2 separate regions of the Homo sapiens genome follow, and region 2 is linked to region 1. A link is an interaction called in ENCODE POLR2A ChIA-PET data of the cell type or tissue named here. Cell type or tissue: PC-9. All regions are shown on one strand. Each heading gives the region's core, and the rest is flanking DNA. Links, peaks and the distances in the headings are about the cores only.

The links. ChIA-PET counts read pairs that join two places held together with the same protein. Peaks named below come from ENCODE experiments on the same cell type or tissue, not always from the same donor. Only the 100,000 strongest peaks of a DNase experiment are listed, where the experiment ranks them.
Region 2: POLR2A ChIA-PET joins it to region 1 with 7 read pairs; 4 of 35 experiments call an interaction of 5 or more read pairs at or near these places.

What each region holds. Positions count from the first base shown.
Region 1 is chr19:10,942,541-10,957,384 of GRCh38, reverse strand. No RefSeq gene overlaps it. Among named protein-coding and RNA genes, the nearest start is that of SMARCA4, 11 kb to the left of the region's middle. In PC-9, for the core only: no CTCF peak of the experiment used is centred there; DNase peaks (open chromatin) are centred at 3,084 and 4,404; H3K27ac peaks cover 1,672 bases.
Region 2 is chr19:10,654,430-10,669,273 of GRCh38, reverse strand. It overlaps ILF3 (interleukin enhancer binding factor 3), which reads right to left. Exons shown (of 20, transcript NM_017620.3): 1 at 14,787-14,844. Among named protein-coding and RNA genes, the nearest start is that of ILF3, 7.5 kb to the right of the region's middle. RefSeq lists silencers at 14,601-14,760, 14,841-14,844. In PC-9, for the core only: no CTCF peak of the experiment used is centred there; no DNase peak of the experiment used is centred there.

The DNA.
Region 1 (14,844 bases), core at 1,569-6,568:
GCAACAAGAGCGAAACTCCGTCTCAAAAAAGAAAAACAGGCCGGTTGTGGTAGCTCATGCATGCCTATAATGGCAGTACTTTGGGAGGCCCAGGCTGGCAGATCACTTGAGGACAGGCGTTCAAGACCAGCTTGGGTAACATTGTGAAACCCCATCTCTACAAAGCAATACAAAATTTGCCAGGTGTCTCAATTAAGAGCACAGTTCTTAATAATGAACTGCCCCTGGGACCTTGGCCCCATGTCTGCATTGACACCCTTGGCTTCCAGACTTTAAAAAAAAAACATCTACAGGCTGGGCGCAGTGGCTCACGCCTGTAATTCCAGCACTTTAGGAGGCCGAGGCAGGCAAATCACAAGGTCAGGAGCTCGAGACCAGGTCAATATGGTGAAACCCTGTCTCAACCAGGCACGGTGGCTCACGCCTGTAATCCCAGCACTTTCTCTGGGATCGCAAGGTCAATATGGAGTTCGAGACCTGGTCAATATGGTGAAACCCCGTCTCAGCTGGGCGCAGTGGCTCACACCTGTAATCCCAGCACTTTGGGAGGCCGAGGCGGGCAGATCACGAGGTCAGGAGATCGAGACCATCCTGGCTAACACAGTGAAACCCCGTCTCTACTAAAAATACAAAAAAATTAGCCAGGCGTAGTGGCAGGCGCCTGTAGTCCCAGCTACTCAGGAGGCTGAGGCAGGAGAATGGCGTGAACCCGGGAGGCACAGCTTGCAGTGAGCTGAGATCCCGCCACTGCACTCCAGCCTGGGCGACAGAGCGAGAGTCTGTCTCTAAAAAAAAAAAAAAAAGAGAGACCCCGTCTCTATTAAAATACAAAAATTAGCCAGGTGTGGTGTCAAGCACCTGTAGTCCCAGCTACTCGGGAGGCTGAGGTAGGAGAATCGCTTGAACCCAGGAGGCGAAGGTTGCAGTGAGCCAAGATCACACCACTGCACTCTAGCCTGGGCGACAGAGACTCCATCTCAAAAAAAAAAAAAAAAGAAGGGGAGGAGAGGGCAGGGCAGGGGAGGGGAGGGGAGAGGAGGGAACGGGAAGTGGGGGAGGGGAATCATCCCAGAGGAGAATGGATTTTTTTTTTTTTTTTTTTGGCGCAATTTCCGCTAACTGCAAGCTCCGCCTCCCAGGTTCACGCCATTCTCCTGCCTCAGCCTCCTGAGTAGCTGGGACTACAGGTGCCCGCCACCACGCCAGGCTAATTTTTTGTATTTTTAGTAGAGACGGGGTTTCACCGTGTTAGCCAGGATGGTCTCGATCTCCTGACCTCGTTATCTGCCCACCTTGGCCTCCCAAAGTGCTGGGATTACAGACATGAGCCACTGCGCCCGGCCTTCTTCTTTTTTTTTTTTTTTTTTGTTTTTTGAGACGGAGTCTTGCCCTGTCACCCAGGCTGGAGTGCAGTGGCTCAATCTTGGCTCACTGCAACCTCCACCTCCCACCTCCCAGGTTCAAGAGATTCTCCTACCTCAGCCTCCTGAGTGGCTGGGATTACAGGTGGATTCTTCTCTTTTACTCAAAGATGAGGGCTTGAAATAACAACTCACCCAAGTCCAGAACATGAAAATGTAAAATACATTGACTTCAGTTGCCACTGCAAGTTAAACACCTTTTCAGTAATATCTCCAGATCTTCCTTGGAATATGAAATCACTCATTAGTTAACAAAATGTGCATTTATTCATCAAAAATGACCTCTTGTGCCTGGGCACAGTGGCTCACACCTGTAATCCTGGTATTTTGGGAGTCTGAGACGGGCAGATTGCTTGAGCCCAGGAGTTCAAGACCAGCCTGGGCAACATGGCGAGACCCCATCTCTACTAAAAATACAAAAATTAGCATGGCATGGTGGTGAGCACCTGTAATCAGAGCTACTCCGGAGGCTGAGGCAGGAGAATCACCTGAGCCCAGAAGGCTCTCTAGCCTGGTGATAGAGGAGACCCTGTCTCAAAGAGAAAAAAAAGAAAGAGGTCAGGCGCGGTGGCTCACACTTGTAATCTCAGCACTTTGGGAGGCCAAGGCGGGCAGATCACACGGTCAGGAGTTCAAGGCCAGCTTGACCAACATGGTGAAATCCTGTCTCTACAAAAAATACAAAAATTGGCCGGCGTGGTGGCGCATGCCTGTAATCCCAGCTTCTCAGAACGCTGAAGCAGGAGAATCGCTTAAACCCCAGAGGCAGAGGTTGCAGTGAGCTGAGATCGCACCATTGCGCTCCAGCTAGGGCGACAGAGCAAGACTGTATCTCCAAAAAAAAAAGGAATTGGCAGGGCTCAGGCCTGTAATCCCAGCACTTTGGGAGGCCGAGGCGGGCAGATCACGAGGTCAAGAGATCGAGACCATCCTGGCCACCATGGTGAAACCCTGTCTCTACTAAAAGTAGAAAAATTAGCTGGGCGTGGTGGCGGGCATCTGTAATCCCAGCTACTCGGGAGGCTGAGGCAGGAGAATCGCTTGAACCCAGGAGGCAGAAGTGAGGTTGCAGTGAGCCAAGATCGCCCCACTGCACTCCAGCCTTGTGACAGAGGGAGACTCTGTCTCAAAAAAAAAAAAAAAGGTGATTTCCGTAAACCTAGCAGTGAGATGTACGATGCAGAAAACAGTTCTTCCAAGACAGAAACTCAGGGCAATAGCTTTATTTTATCCAGTAGCTGTGGTTTTAACACAATTCAGGAAATCCCCAGCATTTCACATCATGTTTATACTAAGCATCCCACTTCTACCAACTACATATGGAAACCTGACTGCCCACATTTGTTAGAAATTTTGTAGGTGTTTTATTTTAGCTATATTGTTTTATCTTAAGTTGAATTTATTAAGCTCTTCTAAGATTCTGGCTCTGAATGATGGCACTTTGGGTCTCCACCAAGAGTAATCACCAAACTGGGTGCGGTGGCTCATGCCTGTATTCCCAGCATTTTTGGAGGCCAAGGTAGGAGGATCGCCTGAGCCCAAGAGTTTTAGACCAGCCTGGCCAACATAGGGAGACAGTATCTCTAGAAAACTTTTAAAAATAAGCGAGGCGTGGCAGCACATGCCTATAGTCCCAGCTACTCGGAAGGCTGAGGAGAGAGAATCACTTGAGGCCAGGAGATCAAGGCTGTGTGAGTCATGATTTCATCACTGCACTCCAGCCAGGGCCACAGAGCAAGACCCAGTCTCAAAAAAATAAATAAAAAGGAATAAACTATTGAGATGCACAACAGATGAGATGAATGAATCTCTCTTTTTTTTTTTTTTTATTTGAGACGGAGTCTTGCTCTGTCGCCCAGGCTGGAGTGCAGCAGCGGGATCTCGGCTCACTGCAAGCTCTGTCTCCTGTGTTCACGCCATTCTCCTGCCTCAGCCTCCTGAGTAGCTGGGACTACAGGCACCTGCCACCACGCCTGGCTAATTTTTTGTATTTTTAGTAGAGACGGGGTTTCACCGTGTTAGCCAGGATGGTCTCAATCTCCTGACCTCGTGATCTGCCCGCCTCGGCCTCCCAAAGTGCTGGGATTACAGGCGTGAACCACGGCACCCAGGCGAGATGAATGAATCTCTAGGGAATTATGCTTTGGGCGGGAACCGGGGAGGGGAAGCCAATCTCAAAAATGTTACATACTATCTGATTAAATTTTTTTGTTTTGTTTTGTTTTGATTTGATTTGTTTTGAGATGGAGTCTCGCTGTGTCTCCCAGGCTGGAGTATAGTGGTGCAATCTTGGCTCACTGCAACCTCCACCTCCTGGGTTCAAGCAATTCTCCTGCCTCAGCCTCCCAAATAGCCGAGATTGCAGGAGCCCACCACCACGCCCGGCTAATTTTTGTATTTCTAGTAGGGATTGAGTTTTACCATGTTGGCCTGGTGGATCTCAAACTCCTGACCTCAAGTGACCCACTCGCCTCAGCCATGATCAGTATTTTGAATGTGGGCGTGAATATGCAAACCTACATAGGAAGCAAATTGTATACAATTTACTACACACGCGCGCGCGCGCGCACACACACACACACACACACACACGAGTACAAGTAAAATGGAGAAAATCCACCTAAGATTGCGCTGGGCGTGGTGGCTCATTCCTGTAATCCTAGCACTTTGGGAGGCTGAGGCGGGCAGATCACTTGAGGCCAGGAGTTTGAAACCAGCCTGGCCAACATGGGAAAACCCTGTCTCTACTAAAAACACAGAAATTAGCAAGTCTTGGCGGCGGGCACCTGTGGTCCCAGTTTTACTCGGGAGGCTGAGACAGGAGAATCTCTCCAGCCTGGGAGGCGGAGGTTGCAGTGACTGAGATTATGCCACTCCGCTCCTGCCTGGGTGACTGAGTGAAAGTCCATCAAAAAATAAATAAATATATAAACCTGGGAGTGGCATCCACAAGACAGTGGCAGAACAGGTTTTCCAACCCTGAACTGGAGCTACTGGAAGTGTCCCAAGGCAAGCCAAGCCGGGGTTTCCCAAACATCACCTGCAGATGTGCTCTCAGTCTGAGAAGAGTGAGTCTGGGCCTCAGCAGGTCTGCTTCTCTCAGAAAAAGCATTTTGCTGTTCTGGGCTTATCCAGCTATTACTTTTCCCTGGGGCTGCACACAAATTCTTCTAGTGACTTTGTAAACATTTAATTAGGTAGGTAGTTAGTTACTTTTTGAGGCAAGGTCTCACTTGGTCACACCCAGGCTGGAGTGCAGTAGCACAATCATGGTTCACTGTAGCATCAACCTCCAGAGCTCAAGCCATCCTCTCGCCTCAGCCTCCTGAGTAGCTGGGGCTACTGGTGCGCACCTCCACACCTGGTTAATTTTTTTTATTTTTTGTAGAGATGAAGTTTCACCATGTTGCCCAGGCTGGTCTTGATCTCCTGAGCTCAAGCAATCCTCTCACCTCAGCCTCCCAAAGTGCTGGGATTAAAGGTATGAGCCACCATGCTAGGCAATTTTGTAAACTTGAAATGCACTTCTCTGAAAACAGAAGACAGCAACAGCCTCTTAAAAATCGTAAGTGTAGGCCGGGTGCAGTGGCTCACGCCTCTAGTCCCAGCACTTTGGGAGGCCAAGGCACACAGATCACAAGATCAGGAGTGTGAGACCAGCCTGGCCAATATGGTGAAACCCCGCCTCTACTAAAAAAAAAATACAAAAATTAGCCAGATGTGGTGGCACACACCTGTAGTCTAGCTATTCTGGAGGCTGAGGAAAGAGGATCGCTTGAACCTGGGAAGTAGAGGTTGCAGTGAGCCGAGGTCGTGCCATTGCACTCCAGCCTGGGCGACAAAATGGGACTCCATCTCAAAAAAAAAAAAAAAAAAATCGGCCAGGCGCGCGGTGGCTCAAGTGTGTAATCCCAGCACTTTGGGAAGCCAAGGCGGGTGGCTCACGTGAGGTCGGGAGCTTGAGACCAGCCTGACCAACATGAAGAAACCCCGTCTTTACTAAAAATAAATAAATTAGCTGGGCATGGTGGCAGATGCCTGTAATCCCAGCTACTCAGGAGGCTGAGGCAGGAGAATTGCTTGAACCCAGGAGGCAGAGGTTGCAGTGAGCCTAGATTGCGCCATTGCACTCCAGCCTAGGCAACAAGAGCTAAACTCCATCTCAATTAAAAAAGAAAAAGGCTAGCCGGGCGCAGTGGTTCACGCCTGTAATGCCAGAACTTTGGGAGGCAGAGGCGGGCGGATCACGAGGTCAGGAGATCGAGACCATCCTGGCTAACACAGTGAAACCCCGTCTCTACTAAAAATACAAAAAATTAGCCAGGCATGGTGGCGGGCGCCTGTAGTCTCAGCTACTGGGGAGGCTGAAGCAGGAGAATGGCCTGAACCCGGGAGGCGGAGCTTGCAGTGAGCCAAGATTGTGCCACTGCACTCCAGCCTGGGCGACAGAAAGAGACTCCGTCTCAAAAAAAAAAAAAGAAAAGGCTGGGCACGGTGGCTCATGCTTGTAATCCCAGCACTTTGGGAGGCCGAGGCAGATGGATCACAAGGTCAAGAGATCGAGACTATTCTGGCCAACATGCTGAAACTCCATCTCTACTAAAAATACAAAAATTAGCTGGGTGTGGTGGCTTGGGCCTGTAGTTCCAGCTATTTGGGAGGCTGAGGCAGAGGCGGAGGCTGAGCTTGCAGTGAGCCAAGATCGCGCCACTGCACTCCAGCCTGGCGACAGAGCGAGACTCCGTCTCAAAAAAAAAATCATAAGTGACAACTTTAGGAAGCCTACGGGGGCAGATGACTTGAGGCAAGGAGTTTGAGACCAGCCTGGCCAAAATGGTGAAAACCCATCTCTACTAGAAATTCAAAAATTAGCCAGATGTGGTTATAGCTACTTGGGAGGCTGAGGCATGAGAATTGCTTGAACCCAGGAGGCAGAAACTGCAGTGAGCTGAGATCGTGCCACTGCACTCCAGCCTGGGCAACAGAGCGAGACTCTGTCTCAAAAAAAAAAAAAAAAATTCAGAAGTGGCAGCCACCTCACACCATTAGGAGAGCTACTGTTAAAAATAAAATAAGGCTAGGCATGGTGGCTCATATCTGTAATCTCAGCACTTTGGGAGGCCCGGGTGGGGGGATCACTTGAGCCCAGGAGTTCAAGACCAGCCTGGGCAACAGAGGAAGACCTTTTTTCAACTAAAAATAAAAAATTGGTCTGGCCACGATGGCTCACCCCTGTAATCCCAGCACTTTGGTAGGCCGAGGTGAGCAGATCACTTGAGGCTAGGCTGGCCAACATAGTAAAACCCCATCTCTACCAAAAATACCCAAAAGAACCTGTCTCTACCAAAAATACTCCATCACTACCAAAAAAAAAAAAAATCAAAAATTAGCCAGGTGTGGTGGTACATGCCTGTAGTCCCAGCTACTCGGGAAGCTGAGGCACCAGAATCACTTGAACATGGGTGGCAGAGGTTGCAGCAAGCCAAGGTTGTGCCACTGCACTCCAGCCTGGACAATGGAGTGTGACCCTGTCTCAAAGAAAAGGGAAATTTTATGTAATGTGTATTTTACCACAATTTTTTTCTCTTTTTTTTTTTTTTTTTTTTTGGCACAGGTTCTCACTCTGTTGCCCAAGCTGGAATGTCATGGTGTGATCATGGCTCACTGAAGCCTCAACCTCCCAGGGGTCAGGTGATCCTCCTACTTCAGCCTCCCACTACAGGTTGGTGCCAGCACACCCAGCTAATTTTTGAACTTTTTTTTTTAGAGATACATCTTGCTATGTTGCCCAGGCTGGTCTCAAACACCTGGGCTCAAGTGGTCCTCCTGCCTTGGCCTCCCAAAGTGCTAGGATTACAGACATGAGCCACCGTACCCAGCCTTTTTTTTTTTTTTTTTCCTGAGATGGAGTCTCACTCTGTCGCCCAGGATGGAGTGCAGTGGCGCGATCTTGGCTCACTGCAAGCTCTGCCTCCCGGGTTCACGCCATTCTCCTGCCTCAGCCTCCTGAGTACCTGGGACTAGAGGCGCCCACCACACACCCGGGTAATCTTTTTGTATTTTTTTTTTTTAGTAGAGACGGGGTTTCACCATATTAGCGAGGATGGTCTCGATCTCCTGACCTCGTGATCTGCCCGCCTCTGCCTCCCAAAGTGCTGGGATTACAGGCCTGAACCACTGCGCCCGGCCTTCTTCTTTTTTTTTTTTTTTTTGTTTTTGTGAGACGGAGTCTTGCCCTGTCGCCCAGGCTGGAGTGCAGTGGCGCAATCTCAGCTCACTGCAACCTCCACCTCCCGGGTTCAAGCTACTCTCCTGCCTCAGCCTCCCGAGTAGCTGGGATTACAGGTGCATGCCACAATGACAGAGCTTTTTTTTTTTTTTTTTTGTATTTTTAGAAGAGACAAGGTTTCACCATGTTGGCCAGGCTGGTCTCGAACTCCTGACCTCAGGTGATCCGCCTGCCTTGGCCTCCCAAAGTGCTGGGATTTTATAGGCGTGAGCCACCATGCCCAGCTTTACCACAATTTTTTTGTTTGTTTGTTTCTTGTTTTTTGAGACAGAGTCTCACTCTGTCGCCCAGGCTGGAGTGCAGTGTCGAGATCTTGGCTCACTGCACCCTCCACCTCCCAGGTTCAAGCGATTCTCCTGCCTCAGCCTCCTGAGTAGCTGGGATTACAGACACGTGCCACCACACCGAGATAATTTTTGTATTATTAGTAGAGATGGGGTTTCACCATGTTGGTCAGGCTGGTCTCAGACTCCTGACCTCAGGTGATCCACCTGCCTTGCCCTCCCAAAGTGCTGGGATTACAGGTGTGAGCCACTGCACCCAGCCTGCAGAATTTTTTAAAAAGTCATAAACAGCAATACTCCAGGCCACCCAGCTATCCACCACTGAACTCTGCCTAGGTCCTTGTGATCAGTTTCAGGTGCCAGCTGAGAGATGTGAGAAATCTTCAAACGAAAAGAATCAGCCCCAGTTAACTGAGAATTGACTGCTGATCGGGTCGCCCTGGGAAATTTAAGAGACTGATTTCATCTGATTAAGAACATGGATTCTGGGCCAGGTGTGGGGGCTCAAGCCTGTAATCCTAGAACTTTGGGAGGCTGAGGTGGGCAGATCACCCGAGGTTAGGAGTTCGAGACCAGCCTGGCCAACATGGTGAAATCCCGTCTCTGCTAAAAATACAGAAATTAGCTGGCATGGTGGCAGCGTGCCTGTAGTCCCAGCTACTCGGGAGGCTGAAACATAAGAATCACTTGAACCCAGGAGGCAGAGGTTGCAGTGAGCCGAGATCGCACCATGGCACTCCAGCCTGGGCGACAGAGTGAGATTGTGTCTCAAATAGAAAAAAGAAAAATATATATGGCTTCTGTATTTCTGGGCTATTTCCAAAGCGAGGGGACGCGGAGGTGCTTGTCATGGACTCACATCGTGGGACCTTCTGAGATTAGTTTCGTGTTCCACGTGACAGAATGGAATTAGGAAGGCACCAGGTGGCAGTGAGTCAGCCAGCAGGCGTGGGAATTACTGCCAAGAGGCCTCACTTGGAAGAAAAGCTGTTCTTTTGGGGTGCCAAATCTGGTTTTCCTTTTTTTTTTTTTTTTTTGAGATGGAGTCTCGCTCTGTCACCCAGGCTGGAGTACAGTGGTGCAATCTTGGTTTACTGCAAGCTCCACCTCCTGGGTTCACGCCATTCTCCTGCCTCAGCCTCCTGAGTAGCTGGGACTACAGGCGCCTGCCACCACGCCTGGCTAATTTTTTGTATTTTTAGAAAAGACAGGGTTTCACCGTGTTAGCCAGGATGGTCTCAATCTCCTGACCTTGTGATCTGCCCGCCTCGGCCTCTGAAAGTGCTGGGATTGCAGGCATGAGCCACTGCGCCTGGCCTTTTTTTTTTTTTTTTTTTTTTTTTTTTTTTGATGTAGGGTCTCACTCTTTCACCCACACTGGAGTACAATGGTGTGATCTCGTCTCACCGCAACCTGTGCCTCCCAGGCTCCAGCGATTCTCCTGCCTCAGCCCCCAGAGTAACTGGGATTACAGGTGCCCACCACCACGCCTGGCTAATTTTTGTATTTTTAGTAGAGACAAGGTGTCACCATGTTGACCAGGCTGGTCTCGAACTCCTGACCTCAGGTGATCCTTATATCTATACCTCGGCCTTCCAAAGTGATGGGATTACAGGCATGAGCCACCAGGCCCGGCCAGTACTGGAATGTTAATGACATTTTTTTTTTCTTAATTTTCTTTTTTTCTTTTTTGGGATGGAGTCTCATTCTGTTACCCAGGCTGGAGTGCAGTGGCTCACTGCAACCACTGTGTCTCAGGTTCAAGTGGTTCTCCTGCCTCGGCCTCCAAGTAGGTGGGATTATTTGGTGCCCCCCACCATACCCGGCTAATTTTTGTATTTTCAGTAGAGACAGGGTTTTGCCATGTTGGCCAGGTTGATGTCAAACTCCTGACCTCAGGTGATCCGCCTGCCTCAGCCTGCCAAAGTGCTGGGATTAGAGGCGTGAGGCACTGTGCCCAGCCTTTTTTCTTAATTTTCTTGTAGAGAGGGGTCTCATTATGCTGTCCAGGCTGGTCTCAAATTCCTCAGCTTAAGTGATCCTCCTGCCTCAGACTCTCAAAGTGCTGAGATTACAGGCCTGAGCCACCGTGTCTGGCCAAATATTTTAATTTCTGATTATGAAGATTTTTGTTTGTTTGATCTGATAGCAAACCAGGTTGTGTAGTCTACCCTCCTGCTGCGAACTAAAAGAGCTATTCCAGGAATTTTAATGTTGGCATTATAGGCATTTTGGCTTAGTTACTTCTTGGTTGAGGGGGATTTCCTGTACATGGTAGAATGTTTAGCAGCTCATTAGTCCCAGTAACACCCCTCCTCCAGTTCTGACAACTAGAAATGTCTCCAGATATTGTGAAATATTTCCAGGGAGGTCAAAATTTCCCCTGCTTGAGAACCAGTGGACAAAACAAAACATTTAATTTAATTGATTTTTCTTTGTGTGTGTGTGTGTGTGTCTGTGTGTGTGTGTTTGAGACGGAGTCTCGCTCTGTCACCCAGGCTGGAGTGCAATGGCGGATCTTGGCTCACTGCAAGCTCTGCCTCCCGGGTTCACACCATTCTCCTGCCTCAGCCTCCCGAGTAGCTGGGACTACAGGCACCCGCCACCATGCCCGGCTAATTTTTTGTATTTTTAGTAGAGATGGGGTTTCACCGTGTTAGCCAGGATGGTCTCGATCTCCTGACCTCGTGATCAGCCCGCCTTGGCCTCCCAAAGTGCTGGGATTACAGGTGTGAGCCACCGTGCCCGGAGTTGTTTTTTTTTTTTTTTTTGAGACAGAGATTTGCTCTGTCACCTAGGTTGGACTGTAGTGGCACAATCTTGACTCACTGCAACCTCCGTCTCCTGGGTTCAAGTGATTCTCCTGCCTCAGCCTCCCGAGTACCTGCGATTACAGGTGCCTGCCACCATGCCCGGCAAATTTTTTCTATTTTTAGTAGAGATGGGGTTTCACCATGTTGGCCAGGCTGGTCTCGAACTCCTGACCTCAAGTCATCTGCCCACCTCGGCCTCCCAAAATGCTGGAATTACATGTATGAGCCACGGCGCCTGGTCCATTTTTCTTTTTTCTTTTTCTTTGAGACGGAGACTCACTCTGTCACCCAGGCTGGAGTGCAGTGGCGCAATCTTGGCTCACTGGCACCTCTGCCTCCTAGGTTCCAGCGATTCTCCTGCCTCAGCCTCCTGGGTAGCTGGGACTAGAGAAGTGTGCACCATGCCCAGCTAATTTTGTATTTTTAGTAGAGACGGAGTTTCACCATGTTGGCCAGGCTGGTGTCGAACTCCTGACCTCAGGTGACCCACCCCCCCCCCCCACCCCTTGGCCTCCCAAAGTGCTGGGATTAGAGGCTTGAGCCACTGCACCCAGCCTTCACCTTAAAATATTTTTGGGCGAGCATGGTGGCTCACACCTGTATTCCCAGCATTTTGGGAGGCTGAGGCCAGTGGATCGCCTGAGGTCAGGAGTTTGAGACCAGCCTGGCCAATGCAGTGAAACCCTGTCTGTACTAAAAATGCAAAAATTAGCCGGGCGTGGTGGCGGGCACCTGTAATCCCAGCTACTCGGGAGACTGAGGCAGGAGAATCACTTGAACCCAGGAGACTGAGGTTGCAGTGAACCGAGATCACGCCACTGCACTCCAGCCTGGGCGACAGAGCGAGACTGTCTCAAACAAAAAAAAAGAAAGCATTTTTAAATAAGAAATATTTTCTTAACATCGCTTATCATTAGGGAAATGCAAATCAAGACCACAATGAGATACCACTTCACACCCAAACAAAACACAACAGAAAATAACAAGTATGGGTGAAGACATAGAGAACTCGGAGTGCTGTGCAGCATGATTGGTAAGAATGTAAAATGGTGCAACCTTTGTGGAAAGCAGCAGGGCGCAAATTGAAAAAGACAGAGGCAAATGGCCATTAGCTGATAGCAAACATCTGCATTAAAGGAGCTTTTTTTTTTTCTTTTTTGGAAGGTCTCCAAAAATGAAAAAAAAAGCTCACCACAGCCTCAACTTCTTGGGCTCAAATGGTTCTCCCGCCTCAGCCTCCTGAATAGCTGGGACCACAGGCATGCGCCACCACACCTAGCTAATTAAAAAAAATTTTTTTTGGTCTGGCACAGTGGCTTATGCCCATAATCCCAGCACTTTGGGAGGACAAGGCAGGCGGATCACCTGAGGTCAGGAGTTCGAGACCAGCCTGGTCTACATGGTGAAACCCCGTCTGTCTAAAAATACAAAAATTAGCCAGGTGTGGTGGTGTGTGCCTGTAATCCCAGCTATTCAGGAGGCTGAGGCAGGAGAATTGCTTGAACCCAGGAGGTGGAGGTTGCAGTGAGCTGATACCATGCCATTGCACTCCAGCCTGGGTGACAGAATGAGACTCTGTCTCAAAACGAAACAAAACAAAACAAACAAAACACTAGCCGGCCATGTTGGCACACGTCTGTAATCCCAGCTACTTTGGAGACTGAGACACAAGAATCGCTTGAATCCAGGGGGCAGAGGTTGCAGTGAGCTGAGATCACGCCACTGCTCTCCAGCCTGGGCGACAGAATGAGACTGTGTCTCAAAAAAAAGCAAAAAAAAAAAAAAAACCCAAAACACTAGCCAGGTATGGTGGCACACATCTGTAATCCCAGCTACTTGCGAGGCTGAGGCACAAGAATCGCTTGAATCCAGGAGGCAGAGGTTACAGTGAGCTGAGATCGCACCACTGCACTCCAGCATGGGCGACAGAGTGAGACCCCATTTCAAAAAAAAAAATATTTTTTTTTGTTTAGAGATAGGATCTCGCTCTCTGGCCCAGGAAGGTGTCAAAATCCTGGCCTCAAGTGGTCCTCTTGCCTTGGCCTCTGAAAGTGCTGGGATTACAGGCATGAGCCACAGCACCCAGCCTTGTTTTGTTTTACTAGCTATTCTCATGGGTGTGACATGTTATCTCTCCCTCTTTTTTTTTTCGAGATGGGGCCTCGCTCTGTCACCCAGGCTGGAGTGCAAGGGCGCGATCTCAGCTCACTGCAACCTCCACCTCCCAGGTTCAAGTGATTCTCCTGCCTCAGCCTCCCGAGTAGCTGGGACTACAGGCACGTGCCACCACGCCCAGCTAATTTTTTGTATTTTTAGTAGAGACAGGGTTTCACCGTGTTAGCCAGGATGGTCTTGATCTCCAGACCTCGTGATCCACCTGCCTCGGCCTCCCAAAGTGCTGGGATTACAGGCATGAACCACCACACCCAGCCTCTCCCTCTTTTTTTTTATTTTTATTTTTTTTTTGAGACAGAGTCTCACTGTTCAACTAGGCTGGAGTGCAGTGAGATGATCATGGCTCACTATGGAGTCAACCTGCGGGGCTCAGGTGATCCTCCACCTCAGCCTCCCAAGTAGCTGGGACTACAGGAGCACACTACCTCACTCAGGTAATTTTTTTTTTTTTAGAGGGAGTCTTGGTCTGTCACCCAGGCTGGAGTGCAGTGGCGCGATCTCAGTTCACGGCAACCTCTGCCTCCCAGGTTCAAGCGATTCTCCTGCCTCAGCCTCCGGAGTAACTGGGATTACAGACACCCACCACCATGCCTAACTTTTTGTATCTTTAGTAGAGATGGGGTTTCACCATGTTGGCCAGGCTGGTCTCGAACGCCTGACCTCATGATCTGCCCACCTCGGCCTCCCAAAGTGCTGGGATTACAGGTGCGAGCCACTGTGCCCTGGCTATATTTTATTTTAGTATTTATTTATTTATTTGTTTATTTATTTATTTATTTATTGAGAGGGAGTCTTGCTCTGTTGCCCAGGCTGGAGTTCAGTGGCATGATCTCAGCTCATTGCAACCTCTGCCTCCCAGGTTCAAGTGATTCTCTCACCTCAGCCTCCCCAGTATCTGGGACTACAGGCACATGCCAGCACATCTGGCTAATTTTTGTATTTTTAGTAGAGACAGGGTTTTTACTAAATTTTTCATATTTTTAGTAGAGATGGGGTCTCCCTATGTTGCCCAGGTCAGTCTCAAACTCATAGCTCAAGGGATCCATCCACATTAGCCTCCCAAAGTGCTGGGATTACAGGCATGAGGCACTGTGCCCCACCGTGACAGTTTACTTCATTGTGGTCATCCTCTTGATATTTTGAAAGCATTCAAACTCTACAGTGGCTTTTATATAATTAAACAACAATTTTAAAGAGATGGAGGTGTCACTATGTTGACCAGGCTGGTCTTAAACTCCTGGTCTCAAACTCCTCGTCTCAAGCAATCCTCCCATCTCAGCCTCCCAATGTGCTGGGATTACAGTGTGAGCCACCACGTCCAGCCTATAGTGGCTTTTGTAAAAACCCCTACAGAGTGAGGCCTATCATATTATTTCAAAAGCCTACACCCAATATCTAACTGTTCTCAGAAGAAATAGGGAGACTTTTCAGAGCATCACTACCTAAGCAAGGTCACAGATTGGAGCCCCAGCTGGGAGGAAACAGAGCTATCAACATTAGATGTGCCTCAACAAAGACCAGTGCAGTCCCTGCAGGGGATGATGAAAACTTTTCAAAGCCAGCTGTCCCACGAGTAAAGTTTAAACCAATCCACAGAGCACAGATCCTACACTGATAAGCAATAACACTACAGCAGAACTCAAGCAATGGAAAATCCTACAAGTTTTAGCATGAATAACATCCACAAGAGCTGGGTTATTAGAGCAGAGCACCTCTCCCTGGTTTTGATTCAAAGAACTTGCCAGAATTTAAATTAATTATTTTTTCATGTAATTATTTGCTGCAAGGCTGGGCACGGTGGCTCACGCCTGTAATCCCAGCACTTTGAGAGGCCGAGGCGGGCGGATCACAAGGTCAGGAGA
Region 2 (14,844 bases), core at 1,216-6,215, 290 kb after region 1:
AAACTTTAAAACCTAAGGGTGCTTGAGCGAGGTGGCTCACGCCTGTAATCCCAGCACTTTGGGAGGCCAAGGTGGGTGGATCACTTGAGGTCAGGAGTTAGAGACTAGCTGGGCTAACATGGAGAAACCACATCTCTCCTAAAAATACAAAAATTAGACAGATGTGGTGGCGTGCACCTGTCATCCCAGCTACTAGGGAGGCTGAGGCAGAACAGCGTGAAACCGGGAGGCAGAGGTTGCAGTGAGCTGAGATTGCGCCACTGCACTCCTGCGTGGCAAATAGAGTCTCCACCTCAAAAAAAATAAATGAATAAATAAATAAAACCGGCCAGGTGCGGTGGCTCATGCCTGTAATCCCAGCACTTTGGGAGGCCAAGGCAGGCAGATCACGAGGTCAAGAAATCGAGACCATCCTGGCTAACACTGTGAAACCCCATCTTTACTAAAAATACAAAAAATTAGCCGGGTGTGGTGGCACATGCCTGTTGTCTCAGCTACTCAGGAGGCTGAGGCAGAAGAATCACTTGAACCCGGGAGGCAGAGGTTGCAGTGAGCTGAGATCGCGCCACTGCACTCCACCCTGGGTGACAGAGCGAGACTCCGTCTCAATAAATAAATAAATAAAACCTAGGGGTCACCAGGCGCGGTGGCTCACGCCTGTAATCCCAACACTTTAGGGAGGCCGAGGCAGAGGCATCACCTGAGGTCGCGAGTTCAAGATCAGCCTGGCCAACATGGTGAAACCCTGTCTCTATTAAATATACAAAAAATGAGTCGGGTGTGGTAGCACATGCTTGTAATCCTAGCTATTCAGGAGGCTGAGGCCTGAGAATTGCTTGAACCTGGGAGGCGGAGGTTACGGTGAGTCGAGATCACACCATTGCACTCCAGCCTGGGTGACAAGAGCAAAACTCTGTCTCATTTAAAACAAAACAAAACAAAAAACCCCTAGGAGTCAAATGATGCCCCTGCAAAGCCCAGCAACAGGACATGGTGAGGTCAAAGGCTTCATGTCAGGGTAGGGATGCAGGAGGGAAGGAGTGTGAGGGGGCATGGGATGAAAAGGGCAGAAAGCCAGTCCCTGGGCTCAGTGGCTCAACATGCCTGAGACTCACACCATGGGGCAAGCCACTCGATCGATCGCCCAAGGAAAGCTTCTGCACAGACTTGGACCTGAAACCCCACTTGCCCAGCCACTAGCTTCCTTCTTGCATTAGCAACACGGAAGAGGCCCCTCTACTCTCGGCAGGACTAGGAAAATGAAACAAGTCAACCTACTTGAAGCATGCAGCACATATCCCATAGACCTAACAATTGGTACTAGATCCTACTGTTGAAAAAAATCTGCCTTCCCAGGCTGCAATGAGGGCCAGGCGTGAGTGATGTGTGTGCAAAGGGCATCCTCTCCTCCATCACCCATGTCTCTTCACCGAGCCAGAGTCAAGCTCCACAGGGCCTTCTTTCGCCACTGATTCTGCCAAGCCTGTTCCCTTGGCTATGGTTTCCCTGGATAGTCGCAACGACACTGGGAATCTTGTTCATGAAGTGAATCCTTATGAAGGAATTATAGTTACTTCAGTTAGGGGAATAATACTGTGGTTGTGCTGGAAAGAACCAACTTTAACTGTTCCACACATATTTAAGACAAATTTATGGCTAAAATTATATACCTGGTATTTGCTCTGAAATATACCAGGGAGCAGAAAGTAGAGAAGGATGAGGCCGGGCGTGGTGGCTCACGCCTGTAATCCCAGCACTTTGGGAGGCCAAGGCGGGCGGATCACGAAGTCAGGAGATCGAGACCATCCTGGCTAACACGGTGAAACCTCGTCTCTACTAAAAATACAAAAAATTAGCCAGGCATGGTGGTGGGTGCCTGTAGTCCCAGCTATAGGGAGGCTGAGGCAGGAGAATGGCATGATCCCGGGAGGCAGAGCTTGCAGTGAGTGAGCCGAGATCGTGCCACTGCACTCCAGCCTGGGCGACAGAGCAAGACTCCGTCTCCAAAAAAAAAAAAAAAGGAAAGTAGAGAAGGATGAAACAAGACTGTAGAACACTGACAGCTGTTGAAGCTGGGTGATGGATACTGTAATTCTTTTGTGCATGTTTTAAAAATTCCATAATAGATTTTTTGTTCTTAATTATTTGTAGAGATGGGTTGCTGCCATGTTGCGTGGGCTGGTCTCAAACTCCTGGGCTCAAGTGATCCTCCCAGTTCAGTCTCCCAAAGTGCTGGGATTACAGGTGTGAGCCACGATGCAAAGCCAACACTTTTTGTTTTTTTGAGAGAGTCTTGCTCTGTCGCCCAGGCTGGAATGCAGTGGTGTGATCTCGGCTCACTGTAATCTCTGCCTGCCAGTTTCAGGCAATTCTCCTGTCTCAGCCTCCCTAGTAGCTGGGACTACAGGTGTGTGTCGCCACACCCGGCGAATTTTTGTATTTTTAGTAGGGACAGGGTTTCACTATGTTCACCAGGCTGGTCTTGAACTCCTTGACCTCCTTGAACTGGGGAGGAGACTGCCATGAGCCGAGATTGCACCACTGAACTCCAGCCTACCTGACACAGCAAGAGAATGTCTCGAAATAAATAAATAAACAAAAATATAACAACAACAAAAACCTACTGAAAGCAGCTCCCGGGAGAAGTGGACCGTAATCTGCAGCAGGGGATATACCAAGTGAGCCTGGATCCTACCGGAGCGCCAGAAAGCAACAAAGCACTGGTGACTATAGCAGTCTTGTCCTGAGGACATCGGAGCTGACTTGTGAGGTGTCCCACTGGCTACATTTGGAACAAATTCAAAAAGAATCATGCTTCCACCTACATAAAGTTCTAGAATAAGCGAAACTAATCAGTGATGGGACAGCCTCTGGGGAACGGTGGTAGGGATCACATGGGAAGGGGCCCTCCCAAGCTTTCTGAGATGAAGGTTACATTCTCCCTCCTGACAAGAGTTGGGTATATGCAGTGGCCAGAATTCACTGACTGGTATACTAAAGATCTGTGCATTATTTAAAAAGAAAAAAGAGGCTGGGCATGGTGGCTCACCACGTTGGGAGCAGCACTTGTCAGGAGTTCAAGACCAGCCTGAGTGAATCTACAAAAAAAATTTTTAAAGAAAAAAATAAAAACCTAGCTGCAAATAAATACTAAATTCTTGTTAGTATGTAGAGGGAAGATTAGAACTTTCTGTTATTTAGTTGGAAATGCATCATAAAAATAAAGTGAGGCAGGAGCAGTGGCTCACGCCTGTTATCACAGCACTTTGGGAGGCCAAGGCACTTGAGCACAGTAGTTCGAGGCCAACTTGGGCAACATAATCAGACCTGGTCTCCAAAAAAATTTTTTTTTAAATTAGCCAGGTAGGCAGGGCGCGGTGGCTCATGCCTGGAATCCCAGCACTTTGGGAGGCTGAGGCAGGTGGATCACCTGAGGTCGGGAGTTTGAGACCAGCCTAACCAACACGGCAAAACCCCGTCTCTATTAAAAATACAAAATTAGCTGGGCATTGGTGGCACGTGCCTGTAGTCCCAGCTACTCGGGAGGCTGAGGCAGGAGAATCGCTTGAACCCAGGAGGCGGAGGTTGCAGTGAGCCGAGATCACACCATTGCACTCCAGCCTGGGCAACAAGAGCGAAACTCCTTCTTAAAAAAAAAGAAAAAAAAAATTAGCCAGGTATGGTGGCACCTGCCGTTAATTTCAGCTACTCAGGAGGCTGAGGGAGGAGGATCACTTGAGCCCAGGAGATGGAGGCTGCAGTAAGCCAAGACTGTGCTACTGCACTCCAGCCTGGGCAAAAAAAGTGTGTGAGACCCTGACCCCCGCCACCCCAAAAAAGAACTGTAAATAAATATTAAATTCTAGTTAATAATATGTAGAGGGAAGACTTGCAACTTCCTGCTACTTAGTTTGAAATGCATCATCAAAATAAAGTGGCCAGGCGCAGTGGCTCACACCTGTAATACCAACACTTTGGGAGGCCAAAGGTGGGTGGATCACCTGAGGTCAGGAGTTCGAGACCAGCCTGACCAACATGGTGAAACCCTGTCTCTACTAAAAATACAAAAATTAGCTGGGCGTAGTGGAGTGCACCTGTAATCCCAGCTACCCAGGAGGCTAAGGCAGAAGAATCGTTGGAACCAGGGAGGCTGAGGCTGCAGTGAGCTGAGATCGCGCCATTGCACTCCAGCCTGGGCGACAGAGCAAGACTCTGTCTCAAAATATAAAAATAAAATAAAAAACAAAAATAAAATTTAAAAAAATATATACAAAAATATATATACATATATTTGGCCAGGCATAGTGGTTCACGCCTATAACCCCAACACTTTGGGAGGCTGAGACGCGAGGACTGCTTAAGCACAGGAGTTTGAGATGGCACTGAGCTATGACTGTACCACTGCACTCCAGCCTGGGCAACAAAAGTGTAACCCTGTCTCTGATCAATCAATAAAGTGAAAAGTGAAAAGAATTATAAGTGGATGGACAAATATGTGAAACACAAGCAGTTAAATGCCCACAGCAAAACCTAGGCTGTGCATACAGGTAGGTGTTCATTAAATTTTTTATTTTATTATTATTATATTTTGAAGTGCAGTTTAACTCTTGTTGCCCAGGCTGGAGTGCAACAGCACGATCTCGGTTCACTGCAACCTCTGCCTCCCAGGTTCAAGAGACTGTCCTGCCTCAGCCTCCCAAGTAGCTGGGATTACAGACATGCACCACCACACCTGGCTAATTTTTTTTTGTATTTTTAGTAGAGACGGGGTTTCATCACATTTGTCAGGCTGGTCTCGAACTCCTGACCTCAAGTGATCTGCCTGCCTCGGCCTCCCAAAGTGCTGGAATTACAAAGGCGTTGAGCCACTGCGCCCAGCTTAAATTTTTTATTATTATTATTTTTGAAACGGACTCTCACTGTGTTGCCCAGGCTGGAGCGGAGTGGCGCGATCTCGGCTCACTGCAACCTCCGCCTCCCAGGTTCAAGTGATTCTCCTGCCTCAGCTTCCCGGATAGCTGGGATTACAGGCACCTACCACCATGCCAGGCTAACTTTTGTATTTTTAGTAGAGACGGGGGTTTCAACATGTTGGCCAGGCTGGTCTCAAACTCCTGACCTCAAATGATCTGCCCACCTCGGCCTCCCAAAGTGCTGGGATTACAGGCAGTGAGCCACTGCCCCCGGCCTAAGTGTTCACTAAAATTGTATCACCCTTTTTTCTATGTTTGAACATTTTCAAAAGATGTTACTAAAATAAAACAGATTCAACACATTAAATTTATATATATCCATAACTCCATACAGATACTTTAAAAAAAACTAACTTCCCACATTAGAGGTGTTTACATCCAAACTTCATAGTCTGAAAATTGTTAAAAGACTAAAGTTCACCCCCAGTTGATACAGACAATCTATTAAAAAAAGCCATGTGACACATTAGAGAGTTAGAAGTAGAAAATCACCCCACTATCAGGCACAGTGGCACACACCTGTAATCCCAGCACTTTGGGAGGCTGAGGCTGGTGGATCATGAGGTCAGGAGATCGATAGCATCCTGGCTAACACGTTGAAACCCCTCTCTACTAAAAATACAAAAAAATTGGACGGGAGCAGTGGCTCACGCCTGTGATCCCAGCACTTTGGGAGGCTGAGGCGGGTGGATCACGAGGTCAGGGGTTCGAGACCAGCCTACCCACATGGTGAAACCCCACCTCTACCAAAAATACAAAAATTAGCTGGGCGTGGTGGCAGGCGTCTGTAATCCCAGCTACTCAGGAGGCTGAGGCAGGAGAATTGCTTGAACCCGGGAGGCGGAGGTTACAGTGAGCCGAGATCGCGCCACTGCACTCCAGCCCGGGCGACAGAGCGAGACTCCATCTCAAAAAAAATGCAAAAAAATTAGCCAGGCGTGGTGGCAGGTGCCTGTAGTCCCAGCTACTCAGGGAGGCTGAGGCAGGAGAATGGCGTGAACCCAAGAGGCGGAGCCTGCAGTAAGCCGAGATCGCGCCACTGCACTGCAGTCTGGATGACAGAGAGAGACTCCATCTCGAAAAAAAGCCACCCCATCAACCATTGAAGCACTGAAGAACAAGGTATCATTCGGTCAAAATATCGCCCCACCCAAAATGCCTCAGAGGACACACACACGCCCCCAACACACCTGTCTTCAGCAAATGCCCTACATGTGGCTTTCCATCTGCTTTCTTCACTGTTCAAAATGAGAAACGTGGGTGTGCCCTTGCTATAACGACTGCCTCACTTCATCTTCCTCTGCTCCCCAAGGCAGACCCTTGAAAAGACCCCTGAAGGGCCTCGCTGGCCTCCAGCTTGCTCTGACCACCACAACTGGCCAGCATGCAGTCCGTTACATGCCTGGGTCCTCCTCCCTTAGACCAGGCAACAGCAGCAATGCTTTCTGACTCAGGTGGACACAATGAATAAGGGCAGTAATTATCTGAACTAAAACAAATGTTTAAAAACTAGAGTTATCGCTCCTTTTCAGGGCAACAAATCCATTCCTCTCTATGAGCCCAAGACCAATTTGACATCCAAGCCAGCTTCTTGGAATTTGTCTCACTAACTGATCCAGCAGTCTTCAGGGTGAGCAGAAACTTCCCTTTCAAGAGGATATTTAGTGAGGCACACTGCTGGCAATAAGCCTACAGCACCCACCCACACGCAACACTCCGCTGCCCCTACTAATCTAACTTTAAACGAAAGCTGCGAAACGATGAACAATGCTGTTCTTGCAACCACATTTATTCAAACCTGGCACCAGCAAAGCCTATTCTTACAATTTTTATGATTCAATCCTGGGCACCAGCAACATGCAGCTTCTCTGAAAACAAACCCAAGGCAGGATCAAGTGGTAAATGAAGTATTGGGATTTTAAACATGACTTCTTGGTGGTTTGGGATGGTTTAACACACAGGGATTCATTTTTCTTTTGTTCCTGAATCCAGCCCACCCACAACATGCAGTTACAGAAGCTTCAACCACAAAACATTATGTTTGTGGTGCAATGGCCATCTTTCTGACCTCTCACTAATTACACTATGAGGTTCATGGCACTTGTTGGAAAAGAAACATGCCCAAGTTAGTTCAGCATGAGTGGATGAACAGATGTTTGTGGAATGGACAGGTACAGTGGCAACACCCTCACAGGTATGGCCCCACCTGTCTTCGGGGTATTTCATAAGTCTTACAGCCTTCCCAGCAACTCTAGGGAATGGTCCTGAAGTGGATATTCACTTGAGAGAGACCAAATTAGGCTCTGAAATTCAGAGACTCAACCCACCTCCTGGTTTCCTGACCTCTGGAGCTGGCCCATCCTGGGCTGTGAGCTGAAATGATACACTTGAGCTAGGAGTCTTGGTGACTCCTTGAACTTTGACAGAGTCACGCCATCAAGGGCACATTGAAAATTATTCTTAGAAAGCAACCGGCCGGGCACAGTGGCTCCCACCTGTAATCCCACCACTTTGGGAGGCTGAGGCGGGTGGATCACCTGAGGTTGGGAGTTCCAGACCGGCCTGACCAACTTGGAGAAACTCCATCTCTACTAAAAATACAAAATTAGCCCGGTGTGGTGGTGCATGCCTGTAATCCCAGCTCCTCGGGAGGCTGAGGCAGGAGAATCGCTTGAACCCGCGAGATGGAGGTTGCAGTGAGCCGAGATCGCGCCATTGCACTCCAGCCTGGGCAACAAGAGCAAAACTCCGTCTCAAAAAAAAAAAAAAAGCAAGCAACCGAGCGAGGCAATGCCAGTCTAAAATCTTGCTATCAATGCCATTCTGAAATATTTAAAAATGTGAAGTCCAGTGCAATGGTTCATAGTTCAGACTGCAACAGTATTATTATATCAAAGAGCTTTTTTTTTTTTTCTCTTTGAGACAGAGTCTTGCTCTGTCACCCAGGCTGGAGTGCAGTGGCGTGATCTCAGCTCAACTGCAACTTCCGCCTCGTGGGTTCAAGCAATTCTTCTGCCTCACTCTACTGAGTAACTGGGATTACAGCCACAGACCACCATTCCTGGCTAATTTTTGTATTTTTAGTACAGACGGGATTTCACCATGTTGGCCAGGATGGTCTCCAACTCCTGACCTCAAGTGATCCGCCAGCCTCGGCCTCCCAAAGTGCTGGGATTATAGGCGTGAACCACCGCGCCCAGCCAGAAATAAAGATTTTAGTAAATATTTTCAACTTAAAGGACTGTCCTTTATTTTATTCCTATAGTTTTGGTGATAAAGACAATCTTGCTAATTATGAAAAACGGAAATGGTGAATGATCACTAATTTAAAGATATTTTCCTTGACAAAATAAAAAGTTGGCAAATACAGCCGGGCATGGTGGCTCACACCTGTAATCCCAGCACTTTGGGAGGCCAGGGCAGGCAGATCACGAGGTCAGGAGTTCAAGATCAGCCTGGCCAACATGGCAAAACCCTATCTCCACTAAAAATGCAAAAATTAGCCGGGTGTGGGGGCGGGCGCCTGTAATCCCAGCTACTCAGGAAGCTGAGGCGGGAGAATCGCTTGAACCCAGGAGGCGGAGGCTGCAGTGAGCCGACAGCACACCACTGCACTCTAGCCTAGGCGACAGAGTGAGACTCCATCTCATAAAAAAAAGTTGGCAAATACAAGTTGTTCCTCAAATGTTTCTGGAGACCCGGGACTCCAGGCTCACTAGTGTTGTGGAGTGCCCACAGTCCTAGAGTCAGAAGCCTGGAATTTGCCCCTGGGCTCTCCAACCTGGCAGCTTTGGGACCTACAGCAAATCACTTACCTTTCTGGTGGTGGGTGAAAAATGAGGATGAAAATACCACCTGCCTCAGGCTGCAGACAGCAAGGATTAAAGGTGGCACTATGGGGAAATGTTTTGTGAACTACAATACTACAAATGCAATGTATGAAGAGGATTAAATTGGGTACAGTTGTGAATGCCTGTAGTACCAGCTACTCGGGAGACCGAGGCAGGAAGATTCGTTGAGCCCAGAAGTTCAAGACCGGCCTGGACAACATAGTGAGAGCCAGTCCTTAGGAAAAAAAAAAGAAAAACATTAACTGCTCTTGGATGAACCAACAGAAATGCTTTAAAATCTGCCACCATAGAAAAACATTCAACATGACTTCAAGTGGGAATTATCAAACCCTCTTTCCAGCATGCTCTCAGGCAGCAGGGGGGCAAGGGAAGCATGGTTGAGAGATCCTCCCATATCTGGGTGGAGGCAGAAGCAATCCTTCCCCATGTATTCCCAGAGCGAAGCCTTGGATTATTTTTTTTAAACTTAGTATACAGTTCAATGTTTACTTCTCCCAGAACTGTATTTTTCCAGTTAAGATTTTTTTTTAAAAAGACCATCTCTCACATGGACATTAAATACTAACATCCAAACATGTTAACTGTTTAGTAAAACCTTTTTACTTTGAAATAACTGCAGGTCAGGTATGGTGGCTTATGCCTGTAATCCCAACACTTTGAGAGGCCGAGGCAGGCAAATCACTTGAGTGACGCCAGTTCAAGATAGCCCTAGCCAACACGGCGAAAACTCAGTCTCTATATAAAAATACAAAAATTGGCCGGGCACGGCGGCTCACGCCTGTAATCCCAGCACTCTGGGAGGCCGAGACAGGCGGATCACGAGGTCAAGAGATTGAGACCATCCTGGCTAATATGGTGAAACCCCGTCTCTACTAAAAATACAAAAAAATTAGCCGGGCGTAGTGGCGGGTGCCTGTAGTCCCAGCTACTTGGGAGGCAGAGGCAGGAGAATGGCATGAACCCGGGAGGCGGAGCTTGCAGTAAGCCGCGCCACTGCACTCTAGCCTGGGCGACTGAGCGAGACTCATCTCAAAAAAAAAAAAAAAAAAAAAAAAAATTAGAACCGGCGTTGTGACTCACACCTGTAATTCCTGCACTTTGGGAGACTGAGGCAGCAGATCACTTGAGGTCAGGTATTCGAGACTAGCCCGAGCAAAATGGTGAAACCTCATCTCTACTAAAAATACAAAAAATTAGCTGGGCGTGACGGCAGGTGCCTGTAATTCCAGCTACTTGGGAGGCTGAGGCAAGAGAAATGAGGCAAGAGAAACACTTGAACCCAGGAGGCGGAGGTTGCAGTAAGCCGAGACCGTGCCACTGCACTCCAGCCTAGGTGACACTGTGAGACTCCATCTCAAAAAAAAAAAAAAACAACACTCTGATATGAGAAACTAGTTTTATAGGCAAGCAGCAGAAAAGAAAGTGGCCTGGAAGACTTACTCATCTCCAAGACCTTTTATCTTTATCTAAGTAAGACCTTAACCTTCAGCTTCAAGCAAAATCCTCGAAAAGATAAGGACAGCTGTTGGGCATGTTCAGTGAAAATTATGTACTTCACACTGCAAAGTAGAACTTTTTTTTTTTTTTTTGAGACAGAATCTTGCTGTCGCCCAGGCTGGAGTACAGTGGCACAATCTCTGCTCACTGTAAGCTCCGCTTCCCGGGTTCACGCCATTCTCCTGCCTCAGCCTCCTCAGCAGCTGGGATTGCAGGCACCCGCCACCACGCCCGGCTAATTTTTTTGTATTTTTTAAGAGAGACGGGGTTTCACCGGGTTAGCCAGGATGGTCTCGATCTCCTGACCTTGTGATCCGCCCGCCTCGGCCTCCCAAAGTTCTGGGATTACAGGCCTGAGCCACCGCGCCTGGCCAGAACTTCTTACTATCACTTAAAATTATAAAAATAATTTGGAGCAAATTTGCATACTGTAATACATTCAACTTTATGACTAAATGATACATGGTGATCACGCATTCCACAAGAGAATGGCCCTCAGACAGTAAACATATTTTTGTCTTAAAATTAGTGCCACTGGGCAAGGCGGCTCATATCTGTAATCCCAGCACTTTGAGAGGCTGCAGGAGGATCACTTGAGCCTAGGAATTTGAGACCAGCCTGGGCAACATAGTTTAAGACCCTATCTCTACAAAAAAATAAAATTAGATTAAAAATTTAAAAAAAACTAGTAGCTACATTTTCAATGTCTTCACTACGTAAACATTTAATGAGAAGAGAAAAAAGGTAAATTCTGGCCAGGAGTGAGGGCTCACTCCAGTAATTCCAGCTTTTTGGGAGGCCAAGGTGGGCAGATTGCTTGAGCCCAAGAGTTCTGAGGCCAGCCTGGGCAACGTGGAAAGATCCTGTCTCTACAAAAAATTCAAAAAATTAGCTGGGTGTGGTGACATGTGCCTGTGGTTCCAGCTACTTGGGAGGCTGAGGTGGGAGGATTGCTTCTTGAGCCTCAGAGACAGAGGCTGCAGTGAGCGGAGATCACGCGACTGCACTCCAGCCTGGGTGACAGAGTGAGACCCTGTCTCAAAAAAAAAAATTAAATTAAATTTTAACTGGACATCACTTTTACACGATGCCTAAATACAGCTGATGCTAAATGTATCTGAATTTCCAATTGTTATTATTTTTTTTTCATACGAAGTCTTGCTCCATCACACAGGCTGGAGTGCAGCGGCACGACCTCAGCTCACTGCAACCTCCGCCTCCTACGTACAAGCGATTCGCTGCCTCAGCCTCCCGAATAGCTGGGACTGCAGGTGTGTGCCACCGTACCTGGCTAATTTTGTACTTTTTTTTTTTAGTAGATACGGGGTTTCACCATGCTGGTCAGGCTGGTCTCGAACTCCTGACGTCGTGATCCGCCCACCTCAGCCTCCCAAAGTGCTGGGATTACAGGCGTGAGCCACCGCACCCGGCCACCAATTGCTATTCATAATGGAATCACCCGTGAAGTGTTCTCATGGAAAAGTTTCACAAGGATTTATAACAGATCATAAATATCATAAAAATTTCTTAAAAATCAGCACCGATGAGGCCCCCTAACCACCACCTACCTGCCTACTCTACTTTCACAACCATTTCAACAGCAGCTTACTATGTATAATAATACAGATCGGCAATCTACTTGTTTCAGATAAAACGGACAAATGCTTCAGTAGGAAACTAAAGTTTGCCTCGTGCCTCCCAGGCCCCAAATCTCTACTCATTCATTGTGTGAAGATGACACTCAAACCACTATCTGCCTCAGATTCCAAACTTCCTGATGGAAACAAATCAAATCTTTCTCTGCCAGGACTTTGTTAAGATAAAAAGCATCCAATAAACAGAACCTAGAAGGCTGGGCATGGTGGCTCACGCCTGTAATCCCACAACTCTGGGAGACCGAGGCCGGTGGATCACCTGAGGTTCGGAGTTCGAGACCAGCCTGACCAACATGGAGAAGCCCCATCTCTAGTAAAAATGCAAAATTAGCTAGGTGTAGTGGAGCATGCCTGTAATTCCAGCTACTCGGGAGGCTGAGGCAGGAGAATCGCTTGAACTCGGGAGGTGGAGGTTGCGGTGAGCCGAGATCGCGCCATTGCACTCCAGCCTGGGCAACAAGAGCTAAACTCTAACTCAAAAAAAAAAAAAAAAAAAAAACCCTACAAAATCCTAGTTCCTGTAAAGGTTTAATAAAAGCAAGATTCAAATATTAAGGTCACAATTTCCTGGGCCATAAATGCTAATACTAAATGTTAACACTTACACATCTTTCAAAACTGCACAAGGTGAATTAACTTGCTGACAAAATGTAGCAGGATGACAAGTCCAAGAGGTATAAATAAGGGAAGGGATCACTCCTCTGGGGCCATGAAAGGTAATCAAAAGAAACCGAGAAAGGGTGACAGCAGTCCCTAAGAGAAGAGGCCCCAGCCCAAAGAAAACGACTAAAGGCTTTTCCAAGAATAGAAGACTTCTAACCCCCACATCTTGCTAAAGCCTAAAGGGTAATCTACTGTCTACCCAAAGGAAAGGGACTTACAGAAGGCTTCTTCCCCATCACTGACTCTACCTGTCCCCTACCTGGAGGCCTTAACCAGGGAGCACCGTCTGTATCTGTGTGATCAAAATATTAGCAGCTGTCCTTTGTCAACGTGGTATTTAACATGAAAATTTAGGAAAAAATAACAGACTTAGATTCCTCATGCTCAGGAATATGGGCCTTCAAGACCCTGAAAATACTAGAAGGAGCCAAAGGAATTTTTGCCTAGAGGCACCAAACAAGTTCAATCAGAAAAACCACAAACAATTAGGCACCTCTCAGCTCCAGGAAGACTCGGCTAAGCTCCAGGAAGATAGGGAGAGTGATAAATAGCGCCCAGTGGCGGCAAGGCCAAGCCTGGCAGTCATTGCTAGCCTCCAATCTGAACTAAAGAATATTCCAGACAACACTGGGGCCTGCAGACTCCATTCACAAATCCCAGGGACCAAGAGCCACCCACATAAGCAAGGGGCCCCAGCACCACGGAACAGGGAGAGGAGCACCTGCCAATGTCCTGCGGCCTCCTCCTGCTTTCCAGCTGTGAATGAGGCCCTGGTTCCCACACTTCATTCACAGTCTGGGCGGCTACTGTAACTACATCCCACGAGACCACACACAAAGCATCACGCACAAGGGACAGTGGCAGCACTCTGAGCAATCCATGGAGATTCCCATCCACAAATACCTGAGGAAAAGAGAGCTTAAAGTCCTAAATTTGAATCCTAACTTCGGATGGCACCTCGCGATTCCATGTGGACCACAAATATGCCATCACACCACTCATTTTAAAGAGAGCAAAATCTTGAAAAAGATTCAGCAGCAGTGAATTACCGGAGTCCAGAAAAAGAAACCACTGAAACCGACGCTTCGTTGCTGATCCATGTCACCTAAGCAGCAACTGGCAAACAATGTTGGAAATGTGGAGAAGAGATCCCTCATTCTCCTCAAATTTGGCCACTGAACTGGGGGAGGAGCATGCAGACCGCCGTACACCCCAAATAATTCATCCAGGCGGTGAATTAACTGGGGCAGAACCTCATGAGTAACCTCGAGAATCTCAATCGTTCAACTACTTGAGAAAATAAAGGTAGAAATGGGTTTTAAGCATCCACGTTTCGGGGCCCAGGCTTGCACCCAAGTAGATTGCCGGTCTAGAGAAGGCAAATACTAACAATCTGGAAAAACATTCAACAATGAAAACAAACTAACTAAAGAAAAAGCTGAAACCCTCTCAAGTTTTGACCCTGATCTGAGAGAGGCCTGGCTGACCAGAGATTTGGAAACCCGACGAACCCACAAAGGCTTCCTCAGCAATCCGCGTGGGAAGGGGCTTCCAAGGAGGGGGTCCGCCTCTCCGCGACCTGTGAGGACAAAGGAGGCGACTTTTCCCGCCTCGGGAACCTGGGACTCTCCTGGAATCGGGGGCGGGACCGGGACAAAGAGGAGGAGGGGGTAGGGAAGGAGTGAGGAAGGGGGGTCGCCCCGCCGCGGAACTCGGGACCCGAGGGGGTGTGTGCTCCAAGCACGTGCGCGCGTCCCCAGGACCCCCGCAACAGACAAAAGCCCAGCCGCGGGGAGGCGGCAGCCGGGGGCCCGGTGCGCGCGCACCCCCCCGCGCGTGGCGCCGCCGCCGGCCGAGGGGCCGCGTGCGGGGGGGAGCGGCTGCGCGCGCACCGAGTCCTCGCCGCCGCCGCAGCCGCCATTTTGTTTCCTCCGCACAATGGAAGAGAGTTAACGGCCGAGCGCGGGAGCGAGGCCGGCAAGGGAGGAACGGGCCAGGCGCCGGGATGAGGGAACCGGGCGGAGGCGGCGAGCGTGGGATCCCTCCAGCCTTGTCACCGCGAACCCTCAGTGGGGATCTCACTGAGGGCGGGCGGGGGGAGGGGCAGAGGCGGGAGCGGGCCCGGCCGCCGCCACATTGACGCTTACCTTGTCGGCGTCCCCTTCTTCGACCGCAGCCGCCGCCGCCGCCCTCCTGCCACAGCCC